3 separate regions of the Mus musculus genome follow, and regions 2 and 3 are each linked to region 1. Evidence: chromatin loops called from intact Hi-C (ENCODE). Cell type or tissue: heart. All regions are shown on one strand.

The links. Peaks named below come from ENCODE experiments on the same cell type or tissue, not always from the same donor. Only the 100,000 strongest peaks of a DNase experiment are listed, where the experiment ranks them.
Region 2: a loop joins it to region 1, with 3 times the contacts of the local background. A loop is called at or near these places in 6 of 42 quality-filtered maps.
Region 3: it touches region 1 in a loop (2.3-fold over the local background); 4 of 42 quality-filtered maps call a loop at or near these places.

The regions. Positions count from the first base shown.
Region 1 is chr8:35,154,990-35,162,989 of GRCm38, forward strand. No RefSeq gene overlaps it. Among named protein-coding and RNA genes, the nearest start is that of Gm34474, 60 kb to the right of the region's middle. In heart, a CTCF peak has its summit at 4,540 (motif pointing left); no DNase peak of the experiment used is centred here; H3K4me3 peaks cover 413 bases; H3K27ac peaks cover 1,139 bases.
Region 2 is chr8:34,997,769-35,005,768 of GRCm38, forward strand. No RefSeq gene overlaps it. Among named protein-coding and RNA genes, the nearest start is that of Tnks, 36 kb to the left of the region's middle. In heart, a CTCF peak has its summit at 3,175 (motif pointing left); no DNase peak of the experiment used is centred here; H3K27ac peaks cover 558 bases.
Region 3 is chr8:34,983,771-34,991,770 of GRCm38, forward strand. No RefSeq gene overlaps it. Among named protein-coding and RNA genes, the nearest start is that of Tnks, 22 kb to the left of the region's middle. In heart, no CTCF peak of the experiment used is centred here; no DNase peak of the experiment used is centred here; H3K27me3 peaks cover 501 bases.

The DNA of each region.
Region 1 (8,000 bases):
ACACTGGAATGTGTGTGTGTTTGTGTGAGAAGATATGTGTGTGTGTGTGTGTGTGTGTGTGTGTGTGTGTGTGTGTAAATTCAGTGTGCCAGAGCATGTGAGTGGAGGTCAGAAGACAGCCTTGGGAGTCTGTTCTGTCTTCTACCTTGTTTAAGACAGGGTCTCTTTGGTATTTTTCCACTTCATATGCCAGGCTAGCCGACCTGGGAGCTTTCAAAGACTATCCTCTTACTCTCTTCCTTCTCCCCATAGAAACACTTGGGTGATGGATTCTTATACCGCATCATCTGGTTTTTGACTCTGGGGATGTGAACTCAGTTTATGAAGCTTGCATGGCTATCATTTTACCCACTTTCCCATTTCCCCAGACCTACATTTGCATCTTCTTGATGGCCAGTGGTGTTGAATGTATTTTAATGTTTATATTTTTTTCATCTGTATCTTCTCTTTAATGGTGCATTTGTTCATATCCTTGGTTCACTTTGTAACTAGATTTTTCAGCTTTGCTTTTAAAAACTTGTTTAACTCTGTGTGTGTGTGTGTGTGTGTGTGTGTGCTGGAACTGGGATTACAGGTGGTTATCAGCCATCCAGCGTGGGTGTTGGGAACTGATGTCAGCTCTTCTGACAGAATAAAATGGCTTCCTCACTGCTGAGTCACCTCTCTACTCCATGCTTTTGTTGTTGAGAAGTTGTGGTGTTTGCCTTTCCTTCCTCCGTCCCCCGTTTGGAGAGGGAGAACAGGGTCTTTCGACATAGTGCTGGTTGTCACTCTATAGACCAAGCTGGCCTCAAACTTGCAGAGATCTGCTTGCCTCTGCCTTCCCAGTGCTGGCATGAGAGGCACGTGTCACCACCACCACCAGGCTTCTTGTTGAGTTTTAAACGTTCTTTTTAAAGTCTAGATTCTGCTAGGTGTGTCCACCCTGTAGTCCACAGGCCCCTACACAGCCCAGGATACTATGAAAGGCATCAACCCAAAATCATAACTTATTTAAGCTTTTATGAGGGGTGTGTGTGTGTGCACACATATGCACATGTGTCCTTTCTTTTTGTTTTTTCTTGCTTGCTTGCTTGCTTGCTTTCTTCCTTTCTCCTTCTCTCTCTCTCTCTCCTTTCCTTTCCTTTCCTTTCCTTTCCTTTCCTTTCCTTTCCTTTCCTTCCCTTCCCTTCCCTTCCCTTCCCTTCCCTTCCCTTCCCTTCCCTTCCCTTCCCTTCCCTTCCCTTCCCTTCCCTTCCCTTCCCTTCTTTTCCCTTTTCCCCTTTTCCCCCTTTTCCCTTTTTTCCCTTTTCCCTTTTCCCTTCCCTTCCCTTCCCTTCCCTTCCCTTCCCTTCCCTTCCCTTCCCTTCCCTTCCCTTCCCTTCCCTTCCCTTCCCTTCCCTTCCCTTTCCATTTCTTTTTCCTTTTTTGTAACTCGGTTGCTTGGTTCTCAAGCATGGACTCTGTAGATGGTGACCTTGTGTCGCAGTGTCAAAGGTTGGACACGCCTGTCAGCCCTCTGTCAGTGACAGCCTGACAGGCGTTTCCTCTGAGGCTGGAGGTTGTCTTTTCCTTTGCTTAACTGGGTCTTTCATAGCACAAAAGTTTTTCACTTTGATGAAATCCAATTTATTTTGTTCTTTCATGCCTTGCACTTTGGTGTCATGTCTAATCACCTTTCTCCTGGCCCGTAGTCCTGAATCTTTTATGTTTTCTTCTGAAAGTTTTGCTGGCTCTACTCTTACATTTAAATCTGTTTAAACTTGAACACACCCTTCTAGTTTTACATTTAAATCCATAATCCGTTTTGAATTAATTTCTGTAAAAGGCATGAGAGGTCGGGGTTCGTTCCCAATGCTTTTTTATGTATTAAGGCTAATTAAAGTTCTATAATTAAAGGCATATATTTTAAAGTTTAACAAAACTTGTGAAATTTGGCCATCTATTCATACAATACTTTCTGCATCTAGGACACAGCTTGGGCCCTGGGTGTAGGCAGAGGCTCCTCTAGGATGTGGGATTTAAGCATTCGTTTGTATACACCTATTATTTATTTGTTCATACAACATCTTCAAAGCTGTGCTTTGTGGAGAGACTTTAGGAAACTCTACTCAAGAGAGTTAACAGTCTAAGAAATTGACACAAGTAACACAAGCAGAGAGGGTGGTTGATCTCCATCAAAACTCATGTGGACCCTTGGATCCCAGTATGGGGATGCTGGAAACTCAAGCCTGCTGGGAAGTGGTGGTAAGAGACAGAGGCCTTGCAAAGAGTCTGATACCTTTCTCTGGGTGATGGGAGTGAGTGCGTCATTGCTCACAGGCTCAGCTACCTCACTGTGAGTTCATCAAAAGTCAGGGTTGCTGGGTGCTTCACTTCTAATAATCACTTCTGCTTGTCCTAGTCGGTACCATGATTTGGAGCAAAATGAGGTCCTTGCCAGGAGCCAACCAATTGTGGGCATCGTGGGATTGGGCTTCCCAGCTTGTAGAACCATTAGCATGACGGCACCTCTCTTCTTTGTAAGTCATCATGTCTCAGTCTCTGTGTCTAGTGATAGAGCGCCGGCAGCCAAGATCTGCCAGAATTCTGAAGAACAAATAGCCAAAAAGCCGGGAGAAAAGGATAACGGAGAGGGCTCAACCACTGAGATGAGAGAATGCCAGGGATAAAATGTCTTCTGATAGATGGAGGCTGTCAGTGCCCAGCCTGCATGCTAAAGGCAGTTTTCTTTCACTTCCTAAGAAACCCAACATTGCCAGCTTCTAGCAGGAACTTGCAGTGTTTATACAAACACACATTTTTTTTAAAATTTTATTTTAAACTGTGCTTCTTAAATGTAAAGATGTTTTCTTGTCTGCCCAAGTTTGTGGGCGAGCATATGGTCACAGCAACACATCCTGTCAGATCGATGTGGTGTGCCATGTGTTACCCTGTGTTTCACATCATCTCTGGTGACTGAAGAATGGCCCCTATCCTCCACCTTGCCTCAGCTCATGGAGGCAGTATGTGGGAGATGCGCAGCCTGCATGTCCAAGCCAAAGCCATCACTGAGTTTTGTTCTGCAGAATTGATCTTCCTGGGACAGCCTGATCTTCACCGCGGAAGGCATTTCCAGTGCGTCTCAGCTTTCAGTACATTCTCCTCGGCTTCTGCCTCTCCTCTAAGACACAGACATTTACACGCAGAGCCAGGATGAAGGGTGAGAGGCACGCCTCACAGTTCCCTTTGACTAATCATTTAAGAACCAGCATGACCCCGCTTCCCTTCCCGAGGCATGTCAGCCTTCTTCACAAAGAGATGGATTCTGCCGTTCAGAAATATTCTGATTTACCCCCAACTCTCTCTCAGCCCATTTCTGGTCATTTACAGAAAACAAAACAAAACCAAAAAACGACCCAGGTTGTTCACAATCAGCAATATACTCATTTCAGGAAAATTCTAAAAGCCAGTGAGGCAGTCATTTAGAATGTGAGCTTCGTATCCCACAGCTCTGAAATTACACATAATGGGCAAGCTCCCAAGGCCAGCTCACAAAAGCCTACTTACCTAGCTCCACAGACAAACCACGAGGAGTGATGGGTTTCTGTCGGAATGCCTGGCTTATACCAACTGGGAAGTCGACAGGCAGAGTAAAGTAAGTCTTGAGCTTGCTTCTACCTCACTGTTAGGATTTGGAAGCTGGGTACCAGTGAGCCAGCCCCCAGAGAGGTCAGAGATGGTTACTAAGTCACCTCTCAAATCCTAGGAACTTCCAAAGGACCAGATCATTCTAATTTAGAATGCAGAGCCTACGGATGCAGAGCCTCACTCAATTCAGTAGCCTGAACCAAGCAGGGTCAGATAAAACTGCTGCTCTAGTCTGCGCTTTCTCCTGGTCTTCCTCTTCACTGACTATGTCCCAGCCTTGGAAACATATGCATGCTACAATTTTTTCAACCAGAAACAAAATTACTCTAACAGCAAAGATGACCCATTTCTTAGTGACACACAGTGACGAGAAGATGGCGACCGGGCAGAGCAGTGTCTGAGGGCTGGTCCTACTCAAGAAAAAGGCACGGTTTGGCTGCATGAGCCCTGTAAGACAGTGGCTGCTTGCTTGTGAAATGAATGCTGTACCTGCCCATACTTCGAGCAAGAAGCCACCAAGTTCTTTGACCTTGTGCACGGCTCAGATTGATGCCATAATCCACCGAATATCGAGGCAATTCGGTAGCAGGGTGGAAACACTCTGTGCGGTAGAGGAGAGAGAGAGAGAGAGAGAGAGAGAGAGAGAGAGAGAGAGAGAGAGAGAGAGAGAGAGAGAGAGAGAGAGAGAGAGAGAGAGAGAGAGAGAGAGAGAGAGAGAGTTTGGCCTTTCTGGATCACGTCGGGGAGCAGTAACATCTACCCCTACAGCACCAGAGTGGAAACCTAACCAGAGAATCCTAGAAAAGTTAAGAGGGTTGGTTGGTGAGTTTTGTTACAAGAATCACTGCGTAAAGCCACCTATTTCCTGCTGCTGCTTTCCCTTCAGACTCACAGCGCCTCCTGGTTCTGATTTCGGGGCCGCGTTTCAATCGCCCCCTGGTGGACAGCAGGAACATTACTTTGGAAGTGGATGTAGGAGTGAAATTTCCCTTAAAAAATGCTTCTTTGGTCAAGGCTGACCAAATCATTGGGCAAAACTAGTAGATTTTTAAAGAATGTAGGTAGCCGAAGAACTCTCTGTCTTCCCAGGACCCTCCGCCCCCACCCCGGTGCTCACTCTGGAAAAGACGTGTGTCTGAATTTACCCTGCACATGACCTTGCCAACTAGGGATCCAACCAACAAGATGTGTCCAGATTGTGGTGACCACAGAGCACAGTGCTCATCAATAGAACGGCCTTTTCTTTTCTTTTTCTTTTTAAAATTGATTAAGTTATTGATTAACATTTAGATCGAAGCTTCCCCTCCCACCTCTCTTCCTAGCCCCTCCCTCTCATCCCCACCCCCTCCCGTTAGCCTCAGAAAGGATACGACCCCCTTGGCCATCCAATCATCTTTCACAGGCCTTGAATATCAGATATCCTGGATATTAGACATTACATTATGATTCATAACAGAAGAAAAATTACAGTTACGAAGTAGCGACAGAAATAATGTCATAGGCGGGGTGGGGATGGGATGTCACCACAACATGAGGAATTGTATTAAAGGGTTGCAGCATTACGAAGGCTGAGAGCTACTACTCTGGGCAGTTGGATAGCCATGACTTTTGCTTCCTCCTCTAGGGTCAGTCTTTGCCAGCAATCTTGGGGCCCTCCCCTGAATCTTTCTAACAGATGAGCAATCAGTCAAGAACGTGAACAACTTGCTCCAAATCCCAGGAAACTGTTGAGCATCTGACCGTGACAGAAAGGAATGAGACATGTTCCCATCATGACAAGCTGCTCACCAGCACTGCCTTGGAGCCGGGCTCAGAGAGAACCGGCGGCCTGGCTGGGATTTGCTGGGGGAGTGGCCAGTGCAGGCTGCTCCATAGGCAAACACCCACGCCCCTTCTGGAGCGCGCCACCCTTACCTTGGGCTCTAGCTCTCACGGAATGTTGCGGTTTTTGTATTGCCTGGGTTTGTACAATAGCGATACTCTTCCGGAGAAAAGACTAATGTTGATACCAGGAGCTAGAGGGAGGAGGGTCAGACGTTTAAGATCACCCTCAGCCATGTAATGAGTTAGGGGTTAGCCTGGGCTACATGAGACTGGCTGCCGTTAAAAAAGCGAGGGCGCCTGGAGAGATGGCTCAGCAGTTAAGGATGTTTGCTGCTCGTCCAAAGCATCTGGGTTTGGTTCCCTGAATCCATACTGAACAGCTCACTACTGCTTGTAACTCTAGCTGCACTGCAGCTGGTCCTTTAAGGAGTCTGGACTACAATGGAGATCTGCTATTGTTTCTTTCCAGCTGTTACAGGAAGGCAACTTTTGTTGCATTAAGGTCCTGAAAAATGTAGGGACACACCCTGTGAGGGTTTGTATGTTTGGCCCAAGAAGTAGCACTATTAGGAGGTGTAGCCTTGTTGGAGTAGGTGTGTCACTGTGGGAGTGGGCTTTAATACCTTCGTCCTAACTGCCTGGAGGTCAGTATTCTGCTAGCGGCCTTCAGATAAAGATGTGGAACTCTCAGCTCTTCTTGCACCACGCCTGCCTGGATGCTGACATGCTCCTGGCCTGGTGACAATGGACTGAACCCCTGAACCTGTAAGCCAGCCCCTATTAAATGTTGTCCTTCTAAGACTTGCCTTGGTCATGGTGTCTGTTCACAGCAGTAAAACCCTAACTAAGACACACCCTATCTTGTATTCCTTGACAGTGGGTACAGGAAGGAGAGGTTTACCTGTGAGACCCACAGTGGAGATCCAGGAGCCACTCGAATGTGCTGTGACAACTGCTCTTCTTCTTTGGGGTTATAGTTTACTGAAGTTCCTGAACCCTGCTCCCCCTCTGCAGCCCAAATCAAGTAGAGCTAAGTCCTGACAGTTTGTTTTATAAATCTCGGGCACAACTGAGCCAGCTCAGAGTCTTCTACCTCCTCCGACAGTGTTTGAAAGTTTCTCTTCTGCACTTCTTAGAAGGCATCAAGAGGCAAGGCAAGGATTAAACCGTTATTCCCTAGGTTCTGGGCTGTGCTCTTAGCAAAGGGACTGGGCTATCAACTTCAAATTGCATGAAAAGTGCATAAGGACTGGGCTCTGCACCAAGGCTGGCTCCAGCGCTGGTCCATCAGCACCAATCATGCCACGCCCAGAGGAGGCTTCCATGTGCAGGGTAGCACGTGAGCAGGGATGCTGCTGGTCTCAAGGCCTGGGCTGTGTGGTTGACAGCAATGATGCTATGCTCAGCCTCAGACCCTCTGATCCCAGGCTTCAATTGTTACTGGAGAACTTGTGATTTTACATCCATTCCCAGATCCCCAGGCATCCCAAGGAGGTCACTGTACTGGCTGGTTCTGTGTGTCAGCTTGACACAAGTTGGAGTTGTCACAGAGAAAGGAGCCTCCCTTGAGAAAATGCCTCCATGAGATCCAGCTGTAAAGCATTTTCTCAATTAGTGATTAAGGTGGGAGGGCCCACTGTGGGTGGTGCCATCCCTGGGCTGGTAGTCCTGGGTTCTATAAGAAAGCAAGCTGAGCAAGCCAGGGGAAGCAAGCCAGTGAGAAACATCCCTCCATGGCCGCTGCATCAGCTCCTGCTTCCTGACCTGCTTGAGTTCCAGTCCTGACTTCCTTGGTGATGAACAACAGTATGGAAGTGTAAGCCAAATAAACCCTTTCCTCCCCAACTTGCTTCTTGGTCATGATGTTTGTGCAGGAATAGAAACCCTGACTCAGACAGTCACTGGATTGTGACTTCCCCATTCCTAGGACTTAGAGCAACTTAAGGGAGGCGTCTGTTTTAGCTCATGGTTTAGGACGGTACAGTCCACCATGACAGGCCGTCACAGTGGAGGGCATTGCTCTAGCAGTGCAGGACCAGAGCTCCTTCTATCCATAAATCGAGAAGCAGTGAGAGAAGCACTGGCTTTCAGCTCCCCTAATCCCCCTTTTTTCAAAATTCAGCTCAGGACCCCAGTCTATGGGATAGCACCACCCACATTTTTCCTTAGCTGGGAATCTCTAGAAACACCCTCAGGGACACACCCAAGATGTGCTTCTAAGATTATTCCAATTGGTGGTGAAAATTCACCATCTTAGTCACCGACCTTGGCTGTTGCAGATCCCTTCCGGTTTTCCCCATTCTATAGTAACTGTCCTAGCACGGGTAGCTGTCTCTGACATAAGGACCCGGAAGCCCTCCCACTTCACACCAGGCAGGCTTGCCCTGCCCACCTCTGTTTTTTTTTTTTTTAAATATGTAGTATATATTTTTATATATAGTATATATATTTAAAGATTTGTTTTCATTTATTGTGTATGAGTGTTTTCACCTATGGATATGTGCACTGCATGCATGGCTAATGCCTTTGGAATCCAGAAGAAAGTAATGACGAATTCCCTGACTTGG
Region 2 (8,000 bases), 160 kb before region 1:
TATAAAGGTGATCTTTACAGGGGTCAAAATATATTCATTATTCAATTGACTATTAATAGGAGAACTAATAACCAAAACAAAATATTATTTAGCTTAAAAAAAAAAGGAAACCAGGCAAGGTGGCACATGCCTTTAATTTCAGCACTCCAGAGGAAGAGGCAGGTGGATCTCTGTGATTTAGAGATCCGTCTGCTCTGTATATAGAGTTGTTGCAGGACAGCCAGGGCTGTGTAAAGAGATTCTGTCTAAGAAAGAGACAGAGACAGGGACAGAGAGAGAGAGAGACAGAGAAACAGACCGAGAGAGACAGAGAGAGAAAGAGAGAGACACACACAGAGAGACAGAGACAGAGAGATAGAGAGGGGGAGAGACAGAGACAGAGAAGTCTAATACATACTACAACAAGGAAGAAAGTTGAGTCTGTTTTACTAGGTGAAATCAGCCAATTGGGAAAGGATAAATATTGTTAATTCTGCTTATACAAGGTAACTAGTATAGGTATATTCATGAGACAGAAGGTCAACTAGAGACTCTCAGAGACTGATGATGGGCACAACAGAGGATTAAAAAATTATATTTTAATGGTACAAGTTTTATATGGAGGATGATAATAAGTTCTGGAAAGCGCCGGGCAGTGGTGGTGTATGCTTGTAATCCCAGCACTTGGGAGGCAGAGGCAGGTGGATTTCTGAGTTTGAGGCCAACTTGGTCTACAGAGTGAGTTCTAGGACAGCCTGGACTGCACAGAGAAACCCTATCTTGAAAAACAAACAAACAAACAAACAAAAGAAGTTCTGGAAATCAACAACAGTTCACAGAACATTGTGATCATACTTTTATTTTTTTTTTATTTATTAGTTGTTTGTTTGTTTGTTTACTTTGAGACAGAGTTTCTCTGTATAGCCCTGGCTGACCTGGAACTTGCTTTGTTGGCCAGGCTGGCCTCAAACTCAGAGATTTGCTTGCTTCTGCCTCCCAAGTGCTGGAATTAAAGGCGTATGTCACCACTGGCTGGCTGGCAGCATGTGACTATACCTAATGCCACCAAGTAGTTGTCAAAAAAGGACTGGCAAATTTTATGCTATTTAATCACAATAAGAAAATTAAGCTTAATAATTTGATATTACTGTCCTTTTTTCTTCGGGGGCTGGCCATTAGTAGGTTGCCCATGCCATTGTGAGGGACCCCACATGCTCATGTGTGCAAGATTCGTTGGCATTTGGTAGATTATTTAAAAGAAAAAGGAAAGAAAAGGAAAGGAAGTTAGGTGGGAGACTTGTTGAGGAGTCTTGGGGGTAGATGTGATTAAAATACATTGTATGCATATATGATATTCTCAAAGGTAATTAAATTTTTTTATAATAAAAGTTCTTGTTTTGGATATGGAGATTGAAGTAGCCACCTTCTGTAGCCAGGTGGGATTTCCAGCGGAGGGAGGAGGGGACATTAACCCACCCACAAAACCTATGACCGAAAATTTGTCCTGCGTACAAGATGCACAGGTATAAAGAGGGAGCAGAGATTGAGGTGAGGGCCAACCAATGACCATCCCAGTTTGAGACACACCCTATATGAGAACCAATCCCTGAGATTATTTATGAAACTCTGCTCTGCTTGCAGGTGGGAACCTAGCATAACTGACCCCTGAGAGGTCTCATTCATCAGCAGATGGAAACAGATGGAGAGACCCACAGCCAGACATCAGGCAGAGGTTGGGGAGTCTTGTGGATGAGTAGGAGATGGACTGAAGGAGCAGGAGGGGTCAAAGACACCACAAGGAATCCTACAGAGTAAACTAATCTGGGCCCATGGAGGCTCACAGAAACGGAAGCACCAAGCAGCCAGCAGGGGCTGAACCTAGGTCTTCTACACATTTGCAGTGGGCAGCTTTGTCTTCATGAGGGTCCCCTAACAACTGGAGCAGGGGCTGTCTCTGACTCTGGTGCCTGCCTTTGGATCCTGTTCCCCTAACTGGACTACATGGTTGGGCCTCAGTACGAGAGGATGCACTTGGCCTACTGCGATTGGATGACCCAGGGTGAGGTGGCATCCAAGCAGGGGGCTTTTCCTCAGAGAAAGGGAATGAGTAATGGGGGGTGGGGGGTTTGTAAGGATGGAACTGGGAAGAGAGGAGTGACAAGAGGCCACAATCAGGATGTAAAGTGAGTGAGTGAATAAATACCTATCTTCAAAAACAAAAACAAAAACACAAAAACAAAAACAAAATCAGTGTTTTCTATGTGTCCAAAGTATGTATTTCCAAATGAGGACCACTTAACCAACTAGGATATAGTGACACTGAGGCCATTTACTTTTTAGAAGTCACCTCTATACGTTAAGCTGTGGCTAGGATTGTAGTTGACAATGCAATACTTTAAAATGTTTCCTAACGGCCTGGTTGATGAGGGTTATTTTCTGTACAGTTACAGTCAATGGTTATTATACAACGGGAGGTGACAGCACTGGGAATAACTGGATGCTGTGGCAGTGGGTTGTGCAGTCTGTCATTTCTTAACTAATTTTGATATTAAGCCATCAAGAAGCCTGTTTTAGTTTCTTCAGTGTGCCATAAGGAACACCTCATAGTGTCTTAGTAGAGACACCTTCCTTCTGAAGCCAGGAGAAAAGCTATTTCTTTCCCTCCCTTAGCTTCTGGTCCTTACCTGTCCTTTGGGATTCCTTGGCTTTTTCCATGAGCATCTTCCTTTTGACATATCTGTCTCCATGTTACAGTTTACCCACTTTCTAAGGAGTTATTGATAGTTGATAGATTCTGGAGAGAGAGTCTTTTTTTTTTGGAGAGTGGTCCCCTGGTAAATTAACCACGCTCTGGTAGATGGCCTTAAACCCATTAGTTTGAGCACAAATTGAACTCTGCAGGTTATTTAACAACAACAGAAAAAAGAAACACATGGAGTTTGGAAGGAGGATCTGGGGAGAATGGGGTGAATATGATCCAAATATATTGTATAAAATACTTAGAGAATTAATGAACTATTGCATTTTAAATTTCCCCTCCTTTATAAGGACACCAATCACATTGAATCACTTGTTAAACCAATGACCCATTATGCTCCTTTAGCTCCAAGTCATATTGCACTCAACAAACAAACAAAAAACACAGGATGGCTTACAACCATCTGTAATGGGAGAGGAAGCCCTCTACTGGTGTGTCTGAAGACAGTGACCCACAATTGAAATAAATAAATATGAGAAGCTGTTTGAATAATTAAACACCATTCTACAGATTTACCAGCCTTTTATGGGGAACACTACCCTCAGTATGTGATTATAATGGCTTTAGTCCTCAGAGTGAACATGCATCAACATATATAACTCCTATACAAACAAAATGGGTTTGGTCCTGGAAGTCAGAATTGCCACTGATGAGAAACAAGCTTCAGCATCGTGAGACCAAATTACATAAGTGTTTTTTTCCAGATCCGTGTATGTTAAATAAAATCCATATTTCCAAGGTGGCAGCAACCTTAGCAGAAACGTCATCTTTTAGCAAATGGTCAGAAGCAAATGTGCATAGTTTTGGAACACATTGAGGTGGCCTTCTGGCATCTCTTTCCTCTCAGAAATTTAGTACCCACTTGGCTGCTGTGATTCTCTCAGCTGTCTACAATGTTTCTTTCTAAATTGCGCTTTAGCAGCAACCCACCCCCACCCCCCAGGCAGCAGGCATAGATTTTTTTAAGACCAGAAAGCAGAGGGCCAAATGACCTACTAAAAATAGCTACATTCCTGGGTCAATTAAATCCAACGTGACATCCTTGGTGCATGCGTAATGTGATAATAATAATGGTCTATTTCTTAGGCTGTGGTGAGGAATAACACATTAGTGACTGTAAAGCACTCTGAAAATAGAAAGGGTTCAATAAAAGCTTGTAATTATTAATGGTAACTATTCGAGACTGACCTAGAAATTACCGTTAAGTTATACTATGTATCTTGTAATCTATTCTTCTTCTTGTAATTTTTGGTCTTCCGGCTCCATGTTCTGTGCAGAGAGGGATTTTAGGAGGCTGTACCGCAGTCCTCAGGAGGCTTCTATGTTGGAAGCTTAGAAACAATACTTACCTTAAAAGAAAATACTTTTAGATTTTATTTATTCATTGAGAAAGAGAGAGATGCACACACACAGACACATAAAGAGAAATAGAGAGAGAGACAGACACAGACACAGACACAGACACAGACACAGACACAGACACAGAGACACAGAGACAGACACAGACACAGAGACACAGAGACACAGAGACACAGAGAAACAGAAAGACAGAGGTTTGTATATGCTGTACCCAAGGAGTAGCACTATTTGGAGGTGTGGCCCTGTTGGAGTAGGTATGTCACTGTGGGTGTAGCTATAAGACCTTCATCATAGCTGCCTGGAATCCAGTATTCTGCTAGCAACCTTTAGATGAAGATGTAGAACTCTCAGATTCTCCTGCACCATGCCTGCCTGGATCCTGCCATGCTCCCACCCTGATGATACTAGACTGAATCTTTGAACCTGTAAACCAAGTCCCAACTAAATGTTGTTTTTATGAGTTGCCTTGGTCGTGATATCTGTTCACAGCAGTCAAATCCTAAATAAGGCAGAGAGTATACACACATGAAGAGGTCAGAGGGCAACTTTATATGTTTTAGATAACAGGGTTTGAACTCAGCAAGCGTCTTACTTATACCATGCCAGCCTAACACTTACCTTTGAGTCTCTTGCTTACAAAACATGTTTGGTTTTGTCTACGGTTAAAATTGGAGATAAAATCCTCTCCCTCCTCCTCTCCCTTCCTCTGCCTCCCTCTCTTTCATCCTCCCTCCTGTCTTTCATTCTTTTTCCCTTTCATTCAACAATTAATTGCTGAGCATTGAAAATATAGACACCCCCCCCCCTCCCAGCCCTCAGGAACTAAACCACTAACCAAAGAGTACACATGGATGGCCTTGTTGGACATCAGTGGGAGGGGAAGTCCTGTGAAGACTTGATGCCCCAGTGTAGGGGAATGTTGGGGGGGGGGTGAGGCAGGAGGAGGTGGATGGGTAGGGGAGCACCCTCATAGAAGCAGGGGGTGAGGAATGAGATAGGGGGTTTGTAGAGGGGAACCAGAGAAGGGGGATAACATTTGAAATTTAAGTAAATAAAATAACCAGTGAGAAATTTAAAAATAAACAAATAAAAGAAAGTATAGGCTTTGGTTTTGGGGGGGTTGGAACACAAAGGCAAAAACTAAGAAATAGACATGGCACTCATCTTAGAGTCAGCAGGCTATCTGGAGGGACAGATAACCGGGCAGTCATTGAAAACTATGTACTGGGGCTGGAGAGATGGCTCAGAGGTTAAGAGCACTGACTGTTCTTCCGAAGGTCCTGAGTTCAATTCCCAGCAACCGCATGGTGGCTCACAACCATCTGTAATGAGATCTGACGCCCTCTTCTGGAGTGTCTGAAGACAGCTACAGTGTACTTACATATAATAAATAAATCTTAAAAAAAAAAAAAGAAAGAAAGAAAAAAACTATGTAGTAAGTATAGCAAGACAGGAAGTAAGAGTGGTATAAGGCCACCTTAGACAGGGGACTGTCCTGCCAGGGCCTGGAGCTGGGCTAAGACAGGGTAGGAGCTCCAGGCCTTTGCAAGGACACTTTCTTTTCTTTAATCCACTCTCCAGAAGCGACGGTCCTGGGATAAACTGTGTCACTGTCTTCTTTCCCTAGGTAGTGGCTCAAACAATGCCCTTTTACTTTTTTTTTTCCTAAGAATGGGAGAGAAAGATCTTTTACCAGACCAAAAAAGTCTTGCTCTGCTTCCTCTATGATCCAGGGCACTGAACAAATAAATCATAGACGAGCCACTAGGAAGATGTGCAATAATCAGGTAGGTTTCTCTTTCTGCTGACCCTCAAACCTTCTCTATGACCAGTACACAGACCCTCTGGTTGGTTCAGCTTTGCTGTAGGGACTAACACTGGCACCAGTGAAGGATGGTTGCAGCCGGGGCTTTGGGCTATCAATCCTCCTCACTGTGAGGCATCCGTCCGAATTGTGGCACCTGCTCTCTCTATCTTCCTGTGTCTTCATGAGTCAAAGGCTCATTATTGTCTAGTTCCTCCAGGCAGGGTCCAGGCCATGCTTTCCCCATGCTTGTCAAAGGCTGAACTTCTCAGTTTTGCACTCCATCCCTTCTTTATGACTGGGGAGCCCCTAGCTTCTCATCTCCTAGCAGGTAGGGCCTTGGTCGCCAGCATTTTCCTGCTGTGTCCCACCCCACAGCTGAAAGAGCTCTGCTGTCCCCCACCTGCTGGCCACTCTGAGTCCCAGACCTGTTTCAACTTGTTTGTTAATGGGCATGGATTCTTTCTTCTCTTCTTTGCTGTTTTTGCTCATGCTTACTGAATTTCTCCTCTGGTCTCATACCATACTTAGTTATGAGGGGGACCAAGATTTAAACCAACAGTCTTCCCTCTCTATATAGTTTTCTATAGAATCACCCAGCATAAGCTGGATCCCTAGAAAGACCCAAGTAGATTTTCTGTCAGCTAAGGTGAAATACATTTAAAATAATGTCAGATAAGACCAGAGTTTAAAGGTAGCATGTATGTATGTATGTATGTATGTATGTATGTATGTATGTATGTGAGTGTATGTACCTACCTTTTTGATACAAGGGCTCTCTATATAGTCCTGGCTATCCTGGATTTTACTATATAGACCAGGCTGGCCTTGAAATTGGGTCTGTCTTTGCTTCCCCATTGCTGGGATTAAAGACATGTATCACAATACCCAACCAAAGGTAACTTTAAAAGTGAGTCCCGGCGATCTTACCAGAGCAGCTGTGTACTAACCTGCCCCAGCCTGGTCTCTGTGCCCTGACCCTGATTTAATTCGGCTCTTCTCTGCTTTGCTCAGCCTTGTCTTTGCCCCAGAATCACAGCCTGAGCCAAAGGACAGCCACTCTTTCTGCTCAACACACCCTGTATTTTTTTTCCTGTACTCTGGAATAGCCGTTGGTTGTAATCACACGTATTTCTTCTGAGTTTAGCTTTCTGGAGACTGCATAAAGAAGTGCCGTGTTCTATAATTTATTAGATTGGCCCATTAGGTCGAAGTTTGAAGAGTTTGTCCTAGCTATTTTCCTCACTGCTATTACAAAATGTTGGACTGGGGGAAGGAACGCTTTATTTTCGTTTAGAGTTCTAGGGAACAGTCATGGTGGGAAGGTGAGAGTGATGAGTCCTAGAGGAGTCAGGAGAGGGGTGAAGGGGAGGAAGGGGGAGGGGGAGAGGGAGGGAGAGAGGAAGGGAGGGGAGAGAAGGAGGGAGGGAGAGGGAGGGAGAGGAAGGGAGAGATAAGAGAGGAGAGGAGAGGGAGGGAGGGAGAGAGGGAGAGGACATAGTTTAGTTTGCTTGCTTTCCCCTTTATCCAGTCTGTATCTCCAGACCATAGAACGGTGCCACTTCCTTCCTGGGCCAACCCAATTTAGAGATGGCTAAACATCACAAACATGTCCAGAGGCTTGGTTCCTAGGTGAGTCCAGTTTTATGGTCTGGTCTTTGACCTGTTTTATTACTGAGACTCCTTCTTCTTCCACCAGAGCTGGCTTTCAGCATGGAGCAGTGAGTTCTCATTTAGAGACATATGCTGCCCCGGCAGGGACACAGATCTGAGCTGTGCCGGCAGGCAGCAGGTTCCACCACTTCCTGGGTCAACAGCCAATCCAACTCATTTGCTCTGCGGTACACGTAAAGTTACGCAGGCACACACCCCTACATGTGAATAACAAATCTTTTTAAAAAGACAATAGGGTAAAGCATGTGGCACAAAGTCTCACACGGGCAGCATTCAGAAACACTGGTCGCTTCAGAAGGCTAAGACCCACTGTTTTAAACCTATGGCACTGAGTCGGCACCTCAGCTCTTCACGGGACAATAAGCTAATAATTGCCACTATTAGAAAATCCAAGGGAGAGTGCATACTGTCCATGTTTTCTTTGAT
Region 3 (8,000 bases), 170 kb before region 1:
CTTAAAAGCTGGGTAAGGGGTAAAAATCCTGGTCTGAACCCAACAGTCTGAGTCCCAGGATCTATGATATCTGTGATATCTATGGGTCGGAGTATGTACACACACACACACACACACACACACGATTTCTGATATCTATGTGTATATCTCTGATAGCTATGGTCTCAGCTTAAGCAGAGCAAATAAAGGTATCTTTTTGTTCTATTCAATAGGTTGGATGACAGAAACACCCTCATAGAGAGTTGCCTGGAAATAATATCCTACCAGGTAATTTAGTATCCCCTTGCTAAGTCATGTGGACACATGAAATTAACTTTTGAGGCATCTAGGCATGGTGGGAAAGAGAAGGCAAAGGGCTTGAATATGTACAGTTTTGCTACTTTGAAAGATTCCTGAAGTCACATATCCAACCACAGCAATACCTCTATTTATCATACCACTGAAAACATCAGAGACCATCCACAGATATGAGACAGGTAGACATAACATGAAGTGTCATTAATACCTCTTCCAACTCATCCCACACAGGGAAGTCATGACACTCCAAGCAGTGAAAAAGGTTGCTTCTGATTGCTTCTGAGCACAGACAATCCCCATGGGTTGCGTGTTCTACAAAGGCAGAGTGCCCAGAATCCTTCCATAACCCCTTGAGAGAGCTCCATATCAAGTGAAAAACACCCAAACACAAGGTTATGAATACCAGGAATTGGTATCTTCTGAAGGTATCATCTCAGGCGATATCTCACATGGCACATTGGAACATTTGCCAAGTCATTACAGCAGCGTCGACTGGATTTATACTTCAAGCTTACTCACACTTCAGGAAGGGCTCTCTTCCATTATCACAAAATGTTATATTGGATTGCATTTCCAGTTATTTAGGAAAAAAGAAAGAAAGAAAATGGATAAAAAGTGACTAATGTGGGTAATTATCTTTACAATCCTTGCCAGATACGGTACTCTCAAAATTCTTTTTTATCCTTTTTCTTTTGGCCCTCTGAGAAACAAATCCCTTGGGAAATTTTAACTTATTGAAAATCTATAGACTTTCAGCCAACCCTTCCTAAAGAGCAAGAGAATCATTATGGCTTTTCTGAAGCACAAAAAAAGAGAGGTGCTTAACTTTAATTATACCGAGCTTTTATTGATTTGGCTGGCTTAATATCGTAAGCCTCAATTAACATCAGAGAACTTAAGAACTTATACTCATCATCATTCATGCTCGGAGGGGTGGAGGGGTTCAGAAGAGGAGGAGTTACTAAGAATGGGGAGCACTGTAGTGACAGACCCATGAGTAAGGATAGGAACCCAATGGCTCAGGCTGCAGAGTGCACTCAGGCCCCGGATGATCAGATGAATAAAAAGCAGACGTAAAGCACTTAAAGATAAGTTTACTAGAGAACGTCTTCCAAGGGCATATTACAACAATAACAATAATACTAGAAGCATCCATTTGCTGAGGTCATACCTCATGGTTTCTATTAAGTCTCAAACCCTGGCACAAATGGTTGAGATGCTTATTTAACAGATGGCCACCAGGTTCTCACAATCTCCCTCAGTCCCTACAGTGTTACAGGATCTTCTTGGCTGGGATACCCTGCCCTAAACTTCTCCAGCTCAGGGCCTAGGCTGCCCTTCCTCCAGCTGCCCTTCCCTATATAATCCAGTCATGTTGGTTATCCCTCCGTTTTAGGGCCTCCTGGCTACTGATTCCTCTCTCTTCCCCTCTTCCTTCTCCTCCCCCCTTTCTTCACATGGTTCAGGGTCTTACACACTCTGGACTCTCCCAAATCTCCCTGCCTGTGACTATGCTTTCCCTCTTATCTACAATGAACCTTCTCCTCTAGTGTACCTATGAGCAATCATGTCTGTAACTTCTTTTTTTTTTCTTCATTCATTTGGTGCTGAAATCCAGGACTCCTTTCCTTTTTATTTCTCCTCCTCCTCCTCTTTTTCTCCCCCTTTCTCCCTTTCCCTTTCCTCCTCCTCCTCTTCTTCCTCTTCTTCTTCCCCTTTCTCCCTTCCCCTTCCTTCTCCTCCTCTTCTTGTCCTCCTTCTCCTCCTCCTCCCTTTCCTCCTCCTCCTCTTTTTCCTCTTCTTCTTCTTCCCCTTCCTCCCTTCCTTCTCCTCCTCTTCTTGTCCTCCTTCTCCTTCTCCTTCTTCCCCTTCCTCCTCCTCTCCTCCTCCTCTCCTCCTCCTCCTTTTTCATTCAGTTTCCCCCTTGCTTTATGACTTGAAAGTCCATGTCATATTTTGCTCCATATGTTACTGCTTCTTGGATGCTCGGCTTCTAGATTGTCAGTGATATACTGGGTCACTGAATCCTCTGCAGGTGTCTTTCTTCACTGTGAGCTAGTGTCACAGGAAACAGATCTGTACACAAGAGAGCAGTTGGAGTGTTTGTGGCCACACCCTTTGCAACCCAGGGGCAGTGACCAGTGAGATGCGGCCATATGTTTACACCCACGTTGTGACTCCATTCTTCTATTTGCTAAATGCTTAAGAAGCCCTTTTCCTAGGTCCCTCCTTTCCTAGTTAGCTCTAGGACTCCTGTGGTCCCTCCTGCCTGTCAGGGAATTCACCTTCCCTCCAAGCTGCTGCCTGGAGCAAAGGTGAAGGATCAGACTGCACTGTGTACTGATGCGAAGAAGGTGATGTTTGTCTTGGTTCCCCCAAGCTGTGTGACATTTGCTCATGGTCTCTGTCTGTCTGGGAATCACCACTGGCTAATGGGTCCACTTTAGTGTCATTGTCTAATTTGGAAAGCAAAATAGAAGCATATATAGAGAAACTTAGAGGAGCTATGTCAGCCATCCCTCCTTTTGGTTGTTTTTATGCTAAACATTCCAAAGTAGCTACTAGGATATTTAAAGAGACAAATGCCAAAACCAGTGCTTTTGTTACTCCCCTCAAGGTAGAGCTTTTCTGAATCAAATGAAATTACAAGGGATCTTAGAAACCATGTTGCCTAAATTATTTTATAGCTGACAAATGGTTCTATCCATCTGTCATGTACTAGTAATCTGTGATATGAGAATCCCAGTTCAGAAATAACCTAACATCTCTAGCCAATTCTTTTATTATTTGTGTCACTTTATTATTTTAAAATTATTGTTTTAAAAGTTGAGATTTCTTTTACTCCTGTGAGTGCTTTGCCTGCAGGTATGTCTGTGTGCCACATACATGCCTGGTCCCTGAGGATGTGGTGAGACTCTGTGTGGGTGCAGGAAATCAAACCAGGGCCTTTGCAAGGACAAGTGCTCTTGAGCACTGAGCCAACTCTTCAGCCCTATTTTAAGACATAATCAACATCTTCTTTTTGTTTGTTTGTTTGTTTGTTTGTTTGTTTGTTTGTTTTTTTGGTTTGGTTTTTCGAGACAGGGTTTCTCTGTATAGCCCTGGTTGTCCTGGAACTCACTTTGTAGACCAGGCTGGCCTCGAACTCAGAAATCCGCCTGCCTCTGCTTCCCAAGTGCTGGGATTAAAGGCGTGTACCACCACGGCTTAATCAACATCTTCTTAATGCTACACATGCACCTACAATTTTTTGAACAACAAAAACCTGTTATGTATTGTTATACAAATGTCCTGGCTCAGAACTTGAGAGAAAAAAAAATCTTTTAAAACTTTTTATATGCCATTTGAACAAATTTAACATTATGAAACAAGGAACTCTTCCATCAGCTCATGAAGACTGCTTGGGGGAAAATAACAATTAGAAAACTGAGAAACTGGCTCCAAGGCATTTAAAAGCAATTCTTCACAGTAAAGCAATATCATGAAATAACCCACTCCTCTTATAAAATGGCCTCCATATCTGCTCCGGGATTCTCTTCCATCTCACTGTGTTAGAGTTGTAGTGAAGACACCTTAGGAAAACTTCGTCTGCTTAAGAGAATAGAATCTCTGGCCTGGATGAAGCTTAACATTCCAGCTGGGCCAGGCCAATAACCTGGACAAGGTGCCACCCACAGGAAGGAAGGCTCACCTCCATGTAAGCCATGCTAGAAGAGGGAGGGGGTAGGGGGAGGGGGAGGGAGAGGGGGAGGGGGGAGAAAGAGAAGGAGAAGGAGGAGGAGGAGGAGGAGGAGGAGGAGGAGGAGGAGGAGGAGGAGAAGGAGAAGGAGAAAAAGAAGGAGAAGGAGAAGGAGAAGAAGATGACAGATGGCATGGATGTCTTTCCTTTAAGGAGATACTGTGTTTTTTAAAAATTCCCGCCCTCTACCAGCCACCATGAGATTCAGCTTGGGCTCCCCAACTTTCTGAGGTCTGAGGCAAACAAAGCACATTTTATCTCTTTTCTCTCCCACTGCCACTTCCTTTTCCTGTCTTTTCCCTTGGCATTCGAGCCCAGGTGTGGATGGAGAGCTTTGGGAGCCACTTCCAGAAACTTGGCAAGAATTTGACATCGCGCCAGGACAAAGGAGTAAGCTCAGGTGGGAATCGGACTTTGGGCTGGAACTCAGGAAACAGGCTCAGCTTAAGAATATTTACATTTGAGTTAATGCAGAGCTCAGAGAGGACTCTGCTGAGGCACGTGGGGCAGGCCTTCTGTCTTGGTCATCCTGATTAGCCCCTTAGAAAAGGTGTTTAGGGGATTTTGTTTATTGCCTTGCTTGTTCCTTGACCCAGAACTGATCTCGTTATTTTGCATGTACTTAAGTGGTTTTATAAAAGCAGACTGGAAAAAATAAATAAATAAACCTGTTTCGGCCTCACAACTGGCTGGGGTCATGCTACAGCGTTGTCTAATTGTCTTTTTTTTTTTTTTTTTCTTTTTTAATCCTCGCTCCCTCCCTGGAGAACCTGTTGACTGACTGAGCTGGCTCCGTCACCCAGGTACATTTTTTTCTGATACTCGAACTTCCTTATCCTTTTTCTAAAGCTCCCCTCCCTCCCAGTCCCGTGTCCAGCCTGGGTCTGATTTCCACGCCCCCTTAAATGGCTTCCCCCCCCCCCCCTTCTTCTGTTCTCCTCCAGCAACTGCCGAGGTTACAGCTTGCCTGCCCTAGGGGTTTTCATTTAAAGGCTAATAAAATTGTCCTTGAGCTTCTGTTTGAGTCAGTTCTTAAATTCTTTTATCGATGAGACTAAGAATCCCGCGAGGAGACCCCGCTTTTCCCAGGACCAACTGAATATTGATGTATGATTGCGCCAAGGGTTTTCTAAGAGCTGCCATTTTTGATGGCCTAAAGCTATTCACCTCTGAACAACGGAGAATTTCTTTCAACTGTTTGTGGTCCTTATTGTCATAACGAGGCCGCTGTTATGTACGTGCAGTGAAACCTGTGGACTTCCCACCGTAGCCCCCACTTCCTTCACTGTTTCCCGGACCATATTCTCCTTGTGGTTACTGCTACCCCCAAAGCTTCCAGTCTCTGCTTCCAGCCAATTCTTTTTTGAACATGGAACTCAAGGGGGCTTTGCATGTGGAAGTCTCCTATCGGTAAAGCAGACTGACTTAACAAAACTCAGGCTTTGAATTTAGATGGAGTAGCAGTAGGAGAAAAAGAGAAGAGAGGGAAAGAGAGGTGTCACCGTTAGGTTTTTTGTTGCTGTGACAAACATCAAAGGACACTTGAGGTAAGGGTTTCTTTCAGCTCACAACTCTTAGGTTATATGTCACTGGTCATAGGTAACAGGGCAGGAACTCAAGACAGGAAACCTTAAGGGCCTGGAGGAACTCTGCTGACTGGCTTGCTTCTCACAGCTTGCTCGGCCTGCTTTCATATATATCTAGGACACTCCGACCCTCTTGGGATGGATTCCCTCCCCGCCCCCCCCCCATCATAAATCAGGAATATACGTTACCGACTCACCTACAGGCAAGTGAAAATTTTTCCTCAATTGAGGTTCCTTTTCCCAAACAACTCTACCTTGTATCAAGTTGACAAAGAAAGAAAGAAAGAAAGAAAGAAAGAAAGAAAGAAAGAAAGAAAGAAAGAAAGAAAGAAAGAAAGAAAGAAAGAAAAAAAGAAAAACAAATTCTGGCCAGAATAGGAGGGGAGGATGAAGGGAGGAAGGGGGAGGGGAGAGGAGAGAATGGAGGGGGGATGGGGAGGGAAAAGAAAGAGAGAGGAGAGAACAAGATATGAGAGAAAAGGAGAGGGAGGAGAGAGGAGACGCATTCCAAGTCTTTACTGGGAAGCTGTTGCTGGTATCTTAATATTCTTTCTCGGAATAAGGGAGGATTTCTATCAACTGTTTTTGGCCCTTACTGTCATAATGAGGCCACTGTATCCTTATGGTGGTTTTACAGCCAAGAGTGTCTTTGTCCACTTGATAATAACAAACATTCTGAGAAGTTCCTAATATACATGAAAAAAATCAGGCTGAGGAATGTCATCTGACTTATTTAAGCTGCTGTCATAATAGAAGAAGGGCATCTTCCCTGTTGGAGCCATAATGCGTATCAAATGCTATTTCACAGCCATCCCCACTCTTCCTTGGTTAACATCATGGGACAGTTCCTTTCTTTTTTGCTCTCTGGACCAATGAATGGGAGACAAGGACAACTGGGAGACAGGGGAAGGGACGGGCAAAGGTAAATTCTTCATCTCTCTCAGCTTCTCCTGCATCACAGGGGGTGATCTCTGTGACCCATTTCTGCCAGGCCGATTGCTCTGTGAGAAGATAAGGATCCTGGCTTTGCATTCTGACTTCTGCTTTAGGAGAGGGAAATGGCAGCCTGATTTCCTACACTCATTAGTCCTTGCTTGTTTTCTCTGCCTTTCCATAATCCTTGAGCTCCTTCCCCCTTATTAGCTGAAAGGCTTTGAGTGGCTTTTCTAATCTTGAATGGAGCCAGACTGATGAAAGATATAAGCTACCCTGAGCCTCTTAAGAAAACAACAGCAACACAATTCCTCCAAAGGGGATGAATACCAGTGAGGGGAAGACTTGGCCATTGGAGGCAATTTGTCAAACATTCCATGGGTGTGTACTTCGGTCCTTGGCTTTTAAAGAAATCATTTCAATCAATAATGCTGTTTTCCACATTGATACTCCTTAATATTTGTAATTTGACAAGATAGAACTTAACCATGTCCTTCTCCTCACACACATATTGGCAACAGTACTGTATATTTAAGCACAATAAGTGATCAATAAGGGGATAAAGCCAGTCTATATTGATCTGTAGAGACATTATTTCTGCCTCACTTTTTCCCTCTGACACGACCTTTACATCTCTTTAAAGTTATCCATGGGTTTTAGAATTTATCCGAATTACCTGGAGGGCTTCTAATTCTCAGAGGGAGGGGTTTCTGGTCTTCTGTTACCTCCTTCCAGCCTAGCAAGGCTGGCTGTGACCGTCCGCAGCTTAAGCGGAGCCACCTGCTGTGCTGCTCCTTTGATGTGCTACTACCTGCCTGAGGCCCAACCTGCCTGAGGCCTCTCTTCCAAGACTTTCTGGAGTTAGCACCGAACTGAGATCTTCACCGAACTGAGTTCCCACTAAAAGGCTGACCTATCTACTTCAAAGGAACTTGCTTGGCCAGGGACGGGCCTCCCCTCTTCTTTATAAAGCGTGTTTGCTGACTTTAAAATTAAACCTTGAGCAGAGCCTTGTCTTGGTTCCATCCTTATTTTGCGCAGCCTAGCCCCTCTTCTCTTCCAGGTTTCCAAAATGCCTTTCCAGGCTAGAACCCAGACCTGTGATCTGCTGACTGGACACAACAGTCACCTCCATTTTCTCATTCAATAGGTCTCTGATAAAGAGACAGACTTTATCTTTATTAAAAATGTAATTAATTCCACAAATAGACTGACAGATTAAATGAGATCATTTGAAATTATTTATTTATTATAAGCTTATTTATTTATTATTTAATTACTTATTGTAGGTTTATTTATTTATTTGTGAGTATTGACAGACTATTGTCAGTATATGAAAAATGCAGAGATTTCTGTCAAGATAATCTTGAAGAAATTGCTGGCCAACTAACACTACCAAATACTAGGACTTGCTACACTTCTGTGATAACTATGATAATGAAGAC